Linked DNA regions of Homo sapiens: region 1 is linked to region 2. Evidence: chromatin contacts called from ENCODE Hi-C or POLR2A ChIA-PET data. All regions are on one chromosome and are shown on one strand. The core of a region is the stretch at or near the end of the contact, and the rest is flanking DNA. Distances in the headings are between cores, read along the strand shown.

Region 1 (6,702 bases), core at 3,757-6,256, 130 kb before region 2:
CAGTTTATAACAATATAACAGTTAAAGGAATTAGCTCTACATACATTAATTAGGATAAATCTCAGAAACATAACTTCAAGTGATAAAGCAAGTTCCAGAAAGATGGATTATTGATAACATTACCATTCGTTTTTTAAACTTGCAAAATGATACTAGTTATTGTTTATGACAGTGGTCCCCAACCTTTCTGGCACTGGTTTAATAGAAGACAGTTTTTCCATAGACGGGGGTGGGGGATGGTTTCAGGATGACTCAAGCACATTACATTTATCATTAGATTCTCATAAGGAGCGAGCAACCAAGATCCCTCGGGTGCACAGTTCACAATAGGGTTGCGCTCCTATGAGAATCTAATGCCGTGGCTGATCTGACAGGAGGTGGGGCTCAGGTGGTCATGCTGGCTCTCCTGCAGCTCACCTTCTGCGGTGCTGCCAGGTTCCTAACAGGCCACGGACCTGTACCGGTCCATGGCCTGGGGGCTGGGGACCCCTGGCTTATGACACATAATCACATAGCAAAATGCAACAGGTATGTAACAGTGCAACTTCTAAAGAGTGTTTACTGCTGGGAAAGCTGTGGAAGAATGCTGTCAGTTTGGGGTCACAAAAGAGGCTTAAACTACAACATTTTCTGTTAAAAAATATTTTTAAAATGTGGCTAATGTCAATATTTATTAAATCTGAGTTGGGGTACCTGATTGTTTGCTATATTATTCTCTGTAAATTTTGTATTTTAAATATTAAATAGTTCATAATTTTTAAAGTTACTGTTTAAAAGGGTATACATGATCTTTTTCTGCACATTTCCCCAACATTTTCTTTTTCTTTTAAAATTTAATTTTATTTTATTTTAAGCACTGGGATACATTTGTAGGATGTGCAGGTTAGTTACATAGGTAAACGTGTGCCATGGTGGTTTGCTGCACCTATCAACCCATCACCTAGGTATTAAGCTCCGTATGCATTAGCTATTTATTCTGATGCTCTCCCTCCTCCTGCCCCCTCCAATAGGCCCCAGTGTGTGTTGTCTCCCTCCCTGCATCAATGTGTTTTCATTGTTCAGCTCCCACTTATAAGTGAGAACATGCAGTATTTGGTTTTCTGTTCCCGTGTTAGTTTGCTGAGGATAATGGCTTCCAGTTCCATCCATGTCCCTGCAAAGGACATGATCTCATTCCTTTTTATGGCTGCGTAGTATTCCATGGTGTATATGTATCACATTTCCTTTATCTAGTCTATCACCGATCATTTCCCCAACATTTCAATCTAGGTATACAGTTGTGTTGGCAGTCTGGGACCTGAGGAACAGTCCTTGTTCCAACACTACCACGCTGAGTGACTCTGAGCAAATCAGTGAACCTCTCTGGGCCTTATCTGTGTGCTCATCTGTAAAATGGGGATACTCATAGTAGTTATGACTTAGAGGCAGTGGTTAAGCGCATGGGCTCTGGAATTCGATCTGGACTTGATCCTCAGCTCTGCTACTTACCAGCTGTGAGACCTTAGTCAATTTACTTAAACTCTCTAAGATGTACTATCCTCATCTAAAAATGCAAACAGAGATAGCATCTAGCTCACAGATCTCTTATGAGAATAAAACAAAAGGAATAATGAAAATCTCTTAGCAGACCATCATCAACAAAATAAAATTACAAAACCAAGAGAAGATATTTGCTGTGCATATAATGGACAAGGGAGTGGTGTCAAGCATACATTACATACTCCAATAAGCCAATAAAGAAACAACGAACCAATAGAAAAACGGGCCAAGGAAAGAAAGAGATAACTCATGGAGGAAATCCTGACTACTCGGTATGCAAATGAAAATATGCTCAACCTCACTGGTAATCAGGAAATTGCAACTGAAACCTGAAACAACTATCAGATTGGCAAAGGAAAAAAATTTTTAAATATGACTCTAACAAGTATTGAAGAGAATACTGAGCATTAGGAATTCTCAGACCCTGCTGCTGAGAAGGGGCTTGCACTTTGGAGAGCAATTTGGCAACATCCAGGGAAGACGATGTGCTAATTCATCACTTTGCTACTGGCTACATATCCAAGAGAAACTACCAGGCATGGTGTGCAAAGAACATATCAAAAAGCTAGACACACCTGTAGCATTCTTCCAAAGGACATCTTAAAATTAGAAATAACTTCCATGTCCTCCATCTGATAACTACAACACAGCATGGAAAATGTATAGAGGTCCATGTTTTGCAACGGACAAATCTTACAAATACAATGTAGAACACAAACTCCATGATATCCTTTATATAAAGTTTAAATACATTTAAAAATATATATATATAGTTTAAGGATACACACATGTGAAAGATAAAACCATGCATGGTTATAATGAGCATTGAGCATCACATTTAAACTGATGACTGTGACGTTCAGGGAAGGAAAAAGCGGGTGGAAATGGGGAAAGTCTATCTCTTTTTTACAAAAAAGAACAAGGACATGACAAAATAGTGGTGAATGCACATTTATACACAATCTTATTCTCTGCATTTTCTGTTTGCTCGAGATCTTTCACAATAAAAAAATACTGTGTGATGCTCAATGCTCATTATCACCATGCATGGTTTTATCTTTCACATGTGTGTATCCTTAAACTATATATATATATTTTTAAATGTATTTAAACTTTATATAAAGGATATCATGGAGTTTGTGTTCTACATTTATAAGATGATATGATTTGGCTGTGTCTCCACCCAAATCTCACCTTGAATTGTAGCTCCCATAATCCCCACGTATCATGGGAGGCACCTGGTGGGAGGCAACTGAATCATGGAGGTGGGTTTTTCCCAAGTTCTCGTATATTGAATAAGTCTCACAAGATCTGATGGTTTTATAAATGGGAGTTCCCCTGCACATGGCTCTCTTGCCTGCCCTCATGTAAGACGTGCCTTTGCTCCTCCTTCACCTTCCACAGATTGTGAGGCCTCCCCAGCCATGTGGAACTGTGAGTCCATTAAAACTTTTTCTTTACAAATTACCCAGTCTCGGGTATTTCTTCATAGCAGTATGAAAACAGACTAATACATAACCTGTCAATAAATATTTGTTTTTAGGAGCCCCCTAAAGTAGGTAGGAGAGTGTTAATATGATCATTTGACAGATAATAGAGGTGCGGGACAAAAAGCTGACAGAGTGGGCTCGTGGTCTATTGTCCCATAATGTCAACGCCCTACCCTTGACATTATGATGTTCATTCCACTCATTTAGTAATTTACTTAATACAGGGAACTGGAACTTGACGCAACTTAGGGCAGGCGGGTGAAGAAGACAACCTCTTCCTTTCTGGAACAAACCACAGTTTGAGGAACACAATGACAGAACTCGATAAAAAGGGAAGAAACCAGACTGCTCCAGTCATCTGACGGCTCTTCAATGAATCTGTAATTCACTCACGGAGGGCCTGACCATTCACTGCGCATCTGCCGAAGAGGAGGAAGGGGCCGGAGGAAGTGAGATCGATGGCCTCCGTTCCAGCATGATTTCGCCTTTCCAGCACCCTATCTAAATTAAGAACAGGGCACTGCGCTGCGTTTAGGGGCATTAGCTCTGAGATCTTGTCCGGGACAGGTCCCTTTTCTGCTCTGGGCTCTTCTTGTTTAAAATTGAGGAGTAGACTACCATCTCGAGGCCAGTGAAATTCTAGACTCTTCATTCTGTTTTTCAGGATTTTTTCTTTTCTTTTCTTTTAAAATCTGAAACGGGAGCTTCCGCATTTATTATTTGCACGTGGTTTTGAGGCGCACTCCTGGCCACATCACAGCTATGTTCTCTTGCCTCTGGGAAATACATAAAATGCCTAGCAACAGTTCCTGGTGGCGGCTGGTCCCCATAAACGCCGCTGGTCGGCCCCCACCCCACCTCTATACCACGACCCCTCTCCCAGCCCGGGGACTGTGGTATGGAGGCCGAGAGAGGCCCATTTTAAGGAAGAAGCAAGACATATGCACCATCCCATCCAAGGAGTAAACAGGCGGGGGGGAGGTGGGCGTGGCCTCGATCAATCACCTCCCCTGAAGCTGCACCACATGCACATTTTAGGCTGGAAATAAGAAAGAATTTCCTGGCTGTAGGAATTGTTAAATAATAGGGCGGATGACCAAGGGAGGTTCCGGAATCTCCTCTTGAGATCTTTAAAAATGCGATACAAGATCGCATGTCTGAGATGATTTCTTGCAGTCCTGGCTAGAGACAGACGGACTAGGTGCCTTAACGGGCCTGACCCTCCTCCCAAGGCATATGATTCTGTCTTTTGCTTTCTCTTACCCTTAGCAATATCCTCAGTGCCTCCTTTATATGTTCATCCCCCTGGTGAAGCTCACTTACTGCCATCCCTCAGGCTAGTTTTCACCCAATCCCTAGCCTCCTCACACCTTTCCTTGTTATTTTATGGAAAGCTGGTCAAAGGTCAGAGTTGCCCAACTCCCCACACATAGTTTGGTGGTAGCATCTGATACCCAGACAAAACACGGCAAGGATTCCAATACCAGCATATTGAAGCTTAAACACCAAATCTGGATGGAAACAGAGAATTAGCTGTTGCTAACAACCCATTGTAAATGAAAATATGATCTTGGTAATTGATTTTAAATAGTTTTTTTTAAAAGAACCCTTGGCCGCATTTCATCAAGAATACAGAGTTTCAAAAGCGTTCATTCCAGGGTTGGATTTTTTTTTTTTCCTCTTTCTTCTGGCTTAAACCCCAAATGGCCAAGATCCCAGTCTGAATAAACAATGTGGGTGGTGACTTTTCTGTGAGGCCCAGTAGAGGATGCAATCACTTTCTTATTCGGTTCAACATTAAATCATGTGAAACTAGCCTGATTACTCCACACAACTTTTACTCCGTAATGGAGGGCAACACAACATGTATTCTTTCTCTGCTTCTCAGGGAGAAAGAAATGAATTCTCCTAACTGGGAGTGTTTAATTATGTATAAAGTTCGTTGACCTCACAGGCGGCTGTCAGATGATCTTGCTAAGGCCTGTGAACGGCATCCCAGGAATGCAGTGATGTGGGCAGAAACCGAGTGAGTTCATGCCACCGAATGCTTTAAATGGGACCGAATCAGCAGCCGTCCAGAAAGACTCCAGCGAAAACAGAACTTTTGGATAATCAGTAATTTAATCTCACCTAAGCATTTTGAGGCCTTCAAAAGTGATTGTTATAAATCAGAAACTCAGGAAAAATCCCATAGGCATGGGGCCCATAACAACGGGGTGAAGTAATTTTGTTTGCTGGTTATTGCCACAGCTGGTTGGAAATGTATGTATTTGCAATGTTCTGTCCCCGTTTTAGAGGTAATGCTTTCTGACTTCCCTGCTACTGACATTAAAAGAAAATGATGAAGCAATCCCATTCATAAATACATGGTGGGGCCTGAAGGAGTGTGCAGAGTCTATGTTTATTTACAGTTTTGATATAATGCAGCCTCCACATGTGTATGCAGTAACTATACCTACTTGTCAGTAAATGCCTTGAAATGTGTTCTTCCTACGCAGAGGGCTGGGTTCTCCTCTTTGGGCTCAGGGAGCGGAAGGGTACCAGCAAGATGAGCGTATGGATTGTGTGTTCTCTTTTGTCTCTACCTGGAGCATCCCCATCTGTCTATTGTGAAAGGACCAGGAAACGCTGGGAGACGGGCTGGCATGTGCTTCTTGGTAACGAGAGAGCAGAGCCCCTGGAGAGCTGTGGGATGGCTAACTGCGGGAGCCCTGCTACTCCGGGTAGGGGAGAGGCGGGGGCCTGTGAAATAGGTGGGCTTGGTGCTTCCTATAACATTTAAATTACCTGATTGGGGGTCCAATATTATGTTCCTTCAGTAGCTTTCTCACCAAACACACATTTTATCCATCCAAATATTATGCTTTCGGCTGGTAAAACTTCACAGGATTATATTCTAAAACAAAACTCTGCTGCATTCATGCTGGTACCTTTATTGTTATGAGTATAAAGAAAGGGAGGCTGGAATTTAGCCAATAACTTTGACACCCTGCTGGAAGCAAAATGGAAGGGGCCTCCCCTGAGCATCTCTTAGACTAACCTAAAAGTCTTGAATCTTTTTCCAAATCAATCACCTAGGTTTTGAGTGCACAATGTCTGTCTGCATCCAATTCGAGTTAATTCAATAGATATTTGGAAAACACAAATAATGGACAAGGCAATTCTGGTGACACAAAAATCAGGCCAGGCGCAGTGACTCACACCTGTAATCACAGCCCTTTGGGAGGCCAAGATGAGCGGATCACCTGAGGTCAGGAGTTTGAGACCAGCCTGGCCAACATGGTGAAACCCCGTCTCTACAAAAATAAAAAATTAGCCGGGCATGGCAATGCATGCCTGTAATCCCAGCTACTTGGGAGGCTAAGGCAGGAGAATTGCTTGAACCCGAGAGGTGGAGGTTGCAGTGAGCTGAGATCGCGCCACTGCACTCCAGCCTGGGAGACAGAGAGAGACTCTGTCTCAAAAAAAAAAAAAAATCAGAACTCTTTATCAGGTCACATTAATCCCAACTGGGAGGATTTGGGTAGTTTTCATGCATGGAATCTTCCCAGGGTTGGGGGCTGAACCCTTAAAGGGGTTCAATAGGCCAAAGGGAAATGGGAACTTACCAAAATCTCAGTTCACACTCGCATGCATTGTGGAGAAGAGAGAGATGTAATTGTCACTGAGTCCT
Region 2 (6,603 bases), core at 2,349-4,848:
ATGACTGCTTAGTATAAAAGTAATATACAATCACAAGGAAATCCTGAAAAGTAAAGCTCTTCTTGCACTATTCTACCCCTATCTACAGTTCAGCTATACTGGCTTTCAATTATGGAATTATTCCTAATATTCACTGTTATACATAAATCATGCTGGGAGGAAGATCTCTGACTCCATGTTAGGATTTTAACATCATTGGGAAGTGTCTCCTACGCAAATGCACCTATCTCTATGGGACTCATAGGCATCCCTTACTTCTTTTTAGCTTCAACCTGCCACCACTGAAGAGATTTATTTGGTGGGTAATCAGCCAGTTATCAGCAGAAGATTACTGTAAAAACCCTCCAACCACAGTACCTTGGCACATCCTACTTCCCTTGCAACGAATGCTCTTCTCCCCACTTCATCTGACACCTACTCGCCCATCAAATCTCAGCTCAAATACCACTTCCTCAGGAAAGCCTTCACTGTCTCCCCTGCCCCCACACTGACACACTTTTCAGCACTGTATTTCTTCTTTATGACATGCACATAATAAACAGCTCTAGATTTATTTGTGTGATTATCTGATTCACAACCACCTCTCCTATCACCTACCCATAAACTCCATTAAAAATACCAATTATTTTTCTGTTCTCCACTATATTCCTAGCACTTAGCCTGGGGAGGGCTCAATATATATTATATATTTCACTGAATAAGTGAACAATGCAACATTATTTTTCTTTTTTTTTTTTTGAGACAGTCTTGCTCAGTCACCCAGGCTGGAGTGCAGTGGCACGATCTCAGCTCACTGCAACCTCCGCCTCCCAGGTTCAAGCGATTCTCTTGTCTCAGACACCCAAGTAGTGGGGATTACAGGCGTGCGCCAGCACGCCCAACTAATTTTTGTATTTTTAGTAGAGATGGGGTTTCACCATGTTGGCCAGGCTGGTCTCGAACTCCTGACCTCAAGTTATGCACTCTCCTTGACCTCCCAAAGTGCTGGGATTATAGGAGTGAGCCACTGTACCCGGCCATATCGTTCTAGTCACTGTCCCTATGCAAATTACATAATATTGCATAGTATTGTCTCCTGTTTTTAAAAAATTATATTGTAATGTCTTATTTGTCAAAAAACGAAAAGGTTTCACAATACTTCATCAAATAGCTGCATCAAAACTTCAACGTTTCCCTATAACCAGACATTTAGATTTTTCCTAATATTCACTGTTATACATAAATCATGCTGGGAGGAAGATCTCTGACTCCATGTTAGGATTTTAACATCATTGGGAAGTGTCTCCTACGCAAATGCACCTACCTCTATGGGACTCATAGGCATCCCTTACTTCTTTTTAGCTTCAACCTGCCACCACTGAAGAGATTTATTTGGTCGGTAATCAGCCAGTTATCAGCAGATTACTGTAAAAATATAGCTGTTGTTGGCCGGGCGCGATGGCTCGCGCCTGTAATCCCAGCACTTTCGGAGGCTGAGGTGGGTGATTTTCTGCTTTTTTCCTGCAATTTTACTACCGTAACTAGATAGAAAACACTAGTATATAAAATTGTTTTAAAAATGAAACAATTGTTATAAGTTTGTTCTTAATTATGTATGGGCAGACAGTTTAACCATCAGCTCCCTCTCCCAACAATACCACAGTCAACTCCTAACAAATCTCAAGAACAATTACACTTTTCACTCTTCTTATGACATTAAAAAAGAAGACAGATGGTGACACCATGTGAACTATTCATGTCATTCTCACATTACTTAGAGTGTGAAATAATAATCCTGCGTATTAAAGCGGGATGGTAAAAATAAATTCTTCTTGGTCCACCTGAACAGACACAGCATTTATTATCTCACCTATGACCTGCCGCGGGATGGGGCTGGAAGGACTGGAGTCAAGGCTCAGTGAAACTGTCTTACAAATAAGGAATTCCAATTTTCATTCTGCGTTTAGCTTTAGTTTTTGCAAAGTTATGCTCTATAAACTCAAGCTCTGAAAGGATCCAAGGTTTAAAGCCACGCTTTTGAGGCAGCAGTTCTCTTGCGGATGTAAAACTTTCAGAATTTAGAGTGTCAAGTTTTGCCTTTCTCTTATTTATTTTTTGTAATGAATCCACACTCTTTCCCCATTAGGAACAGGAGGTGTTGGAAAAAGCTAATAGCTTTACAAAGGAGAAATTAAACAGATACATTTTCTCATTCACAAACCCTTGTACAGATTTAAAGCATACTAAGAAAAACGACCATCTTATTTTATACCAGCTCAGCGGGGAGGCTCGGATCTCCGGTGCAGAGATAGGACAGGAAGAGGTGTGCGGCCAATTTTGTAACCAACCCTCCTTACTCCTAACTCCTCGCCTCACTGTGCCTCGGGTTTGGGAGATCCAAACGAGAATGCTCGTGAGAAAGCCACTGCAAACGGGAAAGTGCTGGGCGCAGGCAAGGAGGCATTCTCTCTGTTTAAGAAAGGTGCCACATTTGCAGAACAGGGATCGCTGAATATGCGAGCTTCCGCCAAGAAATAAATCACACCTATCCACCTCTCCTTCATTCCTCGCACACAAGCCTTGTCGTTTAGCTCATCCTTCCCACTAGAAAACAGCAAAGGATTGCATTGGAGCAGCAATCAGCAGATGCCACGCTGAGCTCAGAGACAAGCAGTGTAGACGGGACAGGCGTCCCAATACCGCTAAGCCACCACCGCCAGCCCGCTGGGTTCTGAGCAGTTTCCCCAGGTGAGTCACTTCCTGGAATCCTCTGGCAGCGGCTCTTCCCGTCACTCGCACAGGCCATCTTCCAGTTCCGAGCTGCCTCGGCGGGTCCCGGCGGCTGGGACCCCACTTCCCCGCTGTCTGCCCCCGCCCGGGGCCGCGCGCCGCACCCTGCACACCACCGACCGCTGTGTCCTTGGCAAAGTTTCTCAGCCTCTCTGTGCCTCAGTTGACTCATCGGAAAAACTGAGGACAAAACATCCACATCCCAGGGATGTTGCATGGATTCACGAGCAGCCACAGAACCCCTGGGGCCCCGGGAACCCTGCGGCCGGCGGGGTCCCCCGTCGCACGCTCTCCGGCCCTAGGAGGAGCCCGAGGCTGCGGAGGGCGGGTCCGCGAGGCCGGGTGCCGGGGCCGGGGGAAAAGCGCCGGGGTGGACGGCGGCAGGTGACCTTCCCCATTTGGCCATGCCTTCCTGGGGACCGCGGCCTGGAAAAAGGGACGTAGGCTACGCGGCCTCGGCGGCGGAAAGGCCGCGCGGGCCGGTAAGTCGGGGGGCAGCAACAGGAGGCCACTCACCACCACATGCGCCCCGGGCAGGGCGAGGGGCTTGGGGCTGATGAGCGGAGACACCATGTACAGCAGCAGCACGAAGGCCACGAGGAAGGCGGCAGCCAGCAGCAGCATCGCTCCGCGGGGCCAGGGGCCCGGAGCGGCCGGGCGGGGGCCGCCGGGCAAGGCGCGCAGGGCTGGGCTGCGGCGAGGCGAGAATCACGCGCGGCGGGCGGGCGCCTGGAGTGTTTGGGTTTGCGGGCCGGGGCGGGCCGCGGCGGAGGGGAAGAGGAGGAGCCGGCGCGCGCGCCACCCAGGCGGGGCGGTGCTTCCAGGGGGCGAGTAGGCCGCCACCGCCACCGCCACCGCCACCACTGCCAGAATCGCCTCTCGGGGGTCGCCGGGTGTCTCCCACTCCCCCGGCCTCGGGACGGGGCCCGCAGTCCGCAGCCTCTCCCGTGGAAACCGGGCCTCCCGTCCCTGTGCGTCGCGAGCGGGCTCCGGACAGCGCCAGATGCGAGCGCGCCGGGAAGGGCTGCGAAGACTCGCTCTTCGGGAGCTCGAATGGCTTCTTAGGACCCCGCAGGGCGGGTTTCCAGGCCTGCCACGGCCTCCAGTGTGGGCGTGACGAGCGCTCCTCCCTGGAGTTCAGCCCTCGGCTTGGGACTGCCCGCTGGGTTGCTCGGAGGCCCCGGAGCATCGGAAAGGGCGGCTGGAGGCTCCCGGAGCGGGCTCAGCCTGGGAGCCCAGCGACTACGCTCTGAAATCCCGGGCTCCATTCCATATTTTTTGGCGTTTTTAGAAGATGGTCACGGCCCACTTTCGCTTTTCAGAGGACCGGAAAGCCTTAACAGGGAGTTTTGAGGAATCACTAAGGTAATTCAATTTCATTGAGTTCAGAGTTCATCTTTACCAAGCAGGTTCAAAACAAATAAATAACGCAAACAACTCAGCTTTATTAAGGTCTCATTCACGTACTATACCATACAATTCCCGATTTAACGTGCGTAATAGGCCGGGCGAGGTAGCTCGCGCCTGTAATCCCCGACCTTTGGGAGGCTGAGGCGGGCGGATCTCTTCAGGTCTGGAGTTCGAGACCAGCCTGGCCATGATGGTGAAACCCCCGTCTCTACTAAAAATACAAAAAATCACCCGGGCATGGTGGCGTATGCTTGTAATCCCAGCTACCCTGGAGGCTGAGGCAGGAGAATCGCTTGAACCCGGGAGGCAGAGATTGCGGTGAGATCGCGCCACTGCACTCCAGCCTGGGTGACAGATCAAGACTCCGTCTCAAAAATAAATAAATAAATAAAGCTTATAATAAATTGTCTTTAATATAGTCACAGTTGTAGACCCATCACTACCATAAATTTTAGAACATTTTTGTCACAACCCCCCAAAATCCTATACTCATTGGCAGTCACGACCCATTTCCTCCCAAGCCCCGCCCAAGCCTAAGCAATCCCTCATGTTTCTGTCTCTATAATCTTGCCTATTCGGGATATTTCACATAAATGGAATCATATAATATGTAGCCTTTTTCATCCTATCTTTCACTTACTGTAATGTTTTCAAGGTTCATCCATGATATGAAGTACTACATGTTAATACTTCATTTATTTTTATTGCCAAATAATATCCCATTGTATGACTATACGACATTTTAATTTTCCATTCATCAATTGAGGAATATTTAGGTTGTTTCCACTTTTTGACTATTAGAATTATGCTAACTGTAAATATTCATTTACCGGTTTTTGTGTGGGCATTATGTTTCATTTCTCTTGGGTACATGCCTAGTAGGGGAGTTGCTACATCTTACGGCAACTCTATGTTTAACTATTTGAGGAATTGCCAGAAGTTTTCCAAAGTGAGTACAACATTTTGTGTTCCCACCAGCAGTGTATGTGGGTTCCAATTTCTCTACATCTTCACTAACAGTTGTTATCATCCGTCTTTCTGATTATAGCTTTTTTAGTTGGTGTGAAGTCTCATTGTGATTTTAATTTGCATAGAGGCACATATTTTTGTTTGCTTACTTGCTTTTCATTTTTGTTGTTGTTTCTAGAAATACTAGGGAGCGAAGGAGAAAAAAAAGTTTTTCTTTTCCTTTTTTTCTTGACTTACAGCAGTTAGCCAAACTGCAAAATTTGAAGGCATAATGTCCAAGACTTCTGATATCAATGCAAGTTTAGAGGTTCCTGAACCACCCTCAGGTTTGATCATTCACTGGAAGGACTCACAGAACTCACTGAAAGCCATTATGCTCATAGTTATGGTTTATTATGGGGAAAGAATACAGATCAAAGTCAGCTAAGGAAAGAAATGCCTAAGGCAGAGTCTGGAGGGCTCCAAATGCAAAGCTCCTGTTGTCATCTCCCACGGAGTCAGGCTGTGTTACCTTCCCAGCATTGGTATGTGACAGTATGCTTGGAGTATTGTCAACCAGGGACACTTGTCTGAGCTTCTGTGTCCAGAGTTTTTACTGGGACTCCAGCACATAGGCTTGATCAATTGTCCACTTGGTTGGACTGAGACTCCAACTAGACTGATAGTGCATGACAAAAGCCCCCTAATTCACATACTTGGTCTCTCTGGAATGGCCAGTCTCCACCCTAAAATCCAGTTTGCCCAGTCCCCATCTAAACAGAGGTACTCCTATCAGGTATGACGTAGATAACCTCCCATAAGCCAAGGGCAAAAGTCAAACCTTCTCTTTGGGCAAGACTGAATCCTTTACAACACGGCTGCCACCTGGCCTTTGGCCAAAGCTCTCTTACAGTAAAATGAACATATATCTGACATTTGGAGGAGCCAGTGTAGAGTAGGAGGCTTTTAACTCAATTTCTCAATACATTGGCCATCAGTGTGAACATTAAAACCTCACTTACAATCCCAGAGTTACACTGTATTATGATATGGTAGTAAACATAATTTGAAAAATTAGAGTCAAAAGATAGTGGCAGATAGATATAAGACTTCCACTCTGCCATCAACAACTGGTCCAGTTCATCATCATATTGTATGACCAAAATGTCTCCCAGAGAAATGCCACTCAGGCTTGAAAGTTCCCATCTGATGCTATCAGTTTCCAAAAACAGAAGTGGCCTTCACCCTTTAGGTACCAGACTGTCTTTTTAACATGTTTTGTCCACCAAGTATCCTATAGTTTTTAATATTAACAACTTGTGTGGGCTCAGCAATCTTACTGGTTCCCATTTAGCATGTCCAATCAATATTGTCTGAAGGGCAGGGCCACCTGTCTTGTGTTTTACATTACTAGGTAAAGGAAATTTTCCTCAGGCAATATCCATCCCCATAGTACATTCATGTAAAGGGGATGCA

Evidence for each region. Hi-C counts contacts between places; a loop is a spot of excess contacts on that map. ChIA-PET counts read pairs that join two places held with the same protein, here RNA polymerase II (POLR2A). Pooled maps may share reads with other maps.
Region 1: a pooled map shows a loop between it and region 2 (7-fold over the local background). The contact joins the enhancer-like site here to the promoter of KDSR-DT in region 2. A Hi-C loop is called at or near these places in 1 of 37 single-sample maps with no recorded cell type and 7 of 50 pooled maps. POLR2A ChIA-PET finds 5 or more read pairs at or near these places in 2 of 52 experiments (H1 and activated T-cell).

The regions. Positions count from the first base shown.
Region 1 is chr18:63,233,250-63,239,951 of GRCh38, forward strand. All of the region lies in intron 2 of BCL2 (BCL2 apoptosis regulator), which reads right to left. Among named protein-coding and RNA genes, the nearest start is that of BCL2, 83 kb to the right of the region's middle. Within about 2 kb of position 5,007, at least 30 of the 41 ENCODE cell types and tissues checked have a DNase peak (open chromatin) inside an H3K27ac peak, as active enhancers do.
Region 2 is chr18:63,363,726-63,370,328 of GRCh38, forward strand. KDSR-DT (KDSR divergent transcript) reads left to right here and starts at 3,599. Exons shown (of 2, transcript NR_186602.1): 1 at 3,599-4,134. KDSR (3-ketodihydrosphingosine reductase) reads right to left here and starts at 3,481. Exons shown (of 10, transcript NM_002035.4): 1 at 3,286-3,481. The coding sequence starts at 3,393. It overlaps LOC124904317 (a long non-coding RNA gene), which reads right to left and starts at 3,275. Exons shown (of 2, transcript XR_007066400.1): 1 at 2,525-3,275; 2 at 1-1,404. RefSeq lists enhancers at 2,571-2,865, 2,905-3,852 and silencers at 2,714-2,763, 3,114-3,173, 3,244-3,693, 3,804-3,853.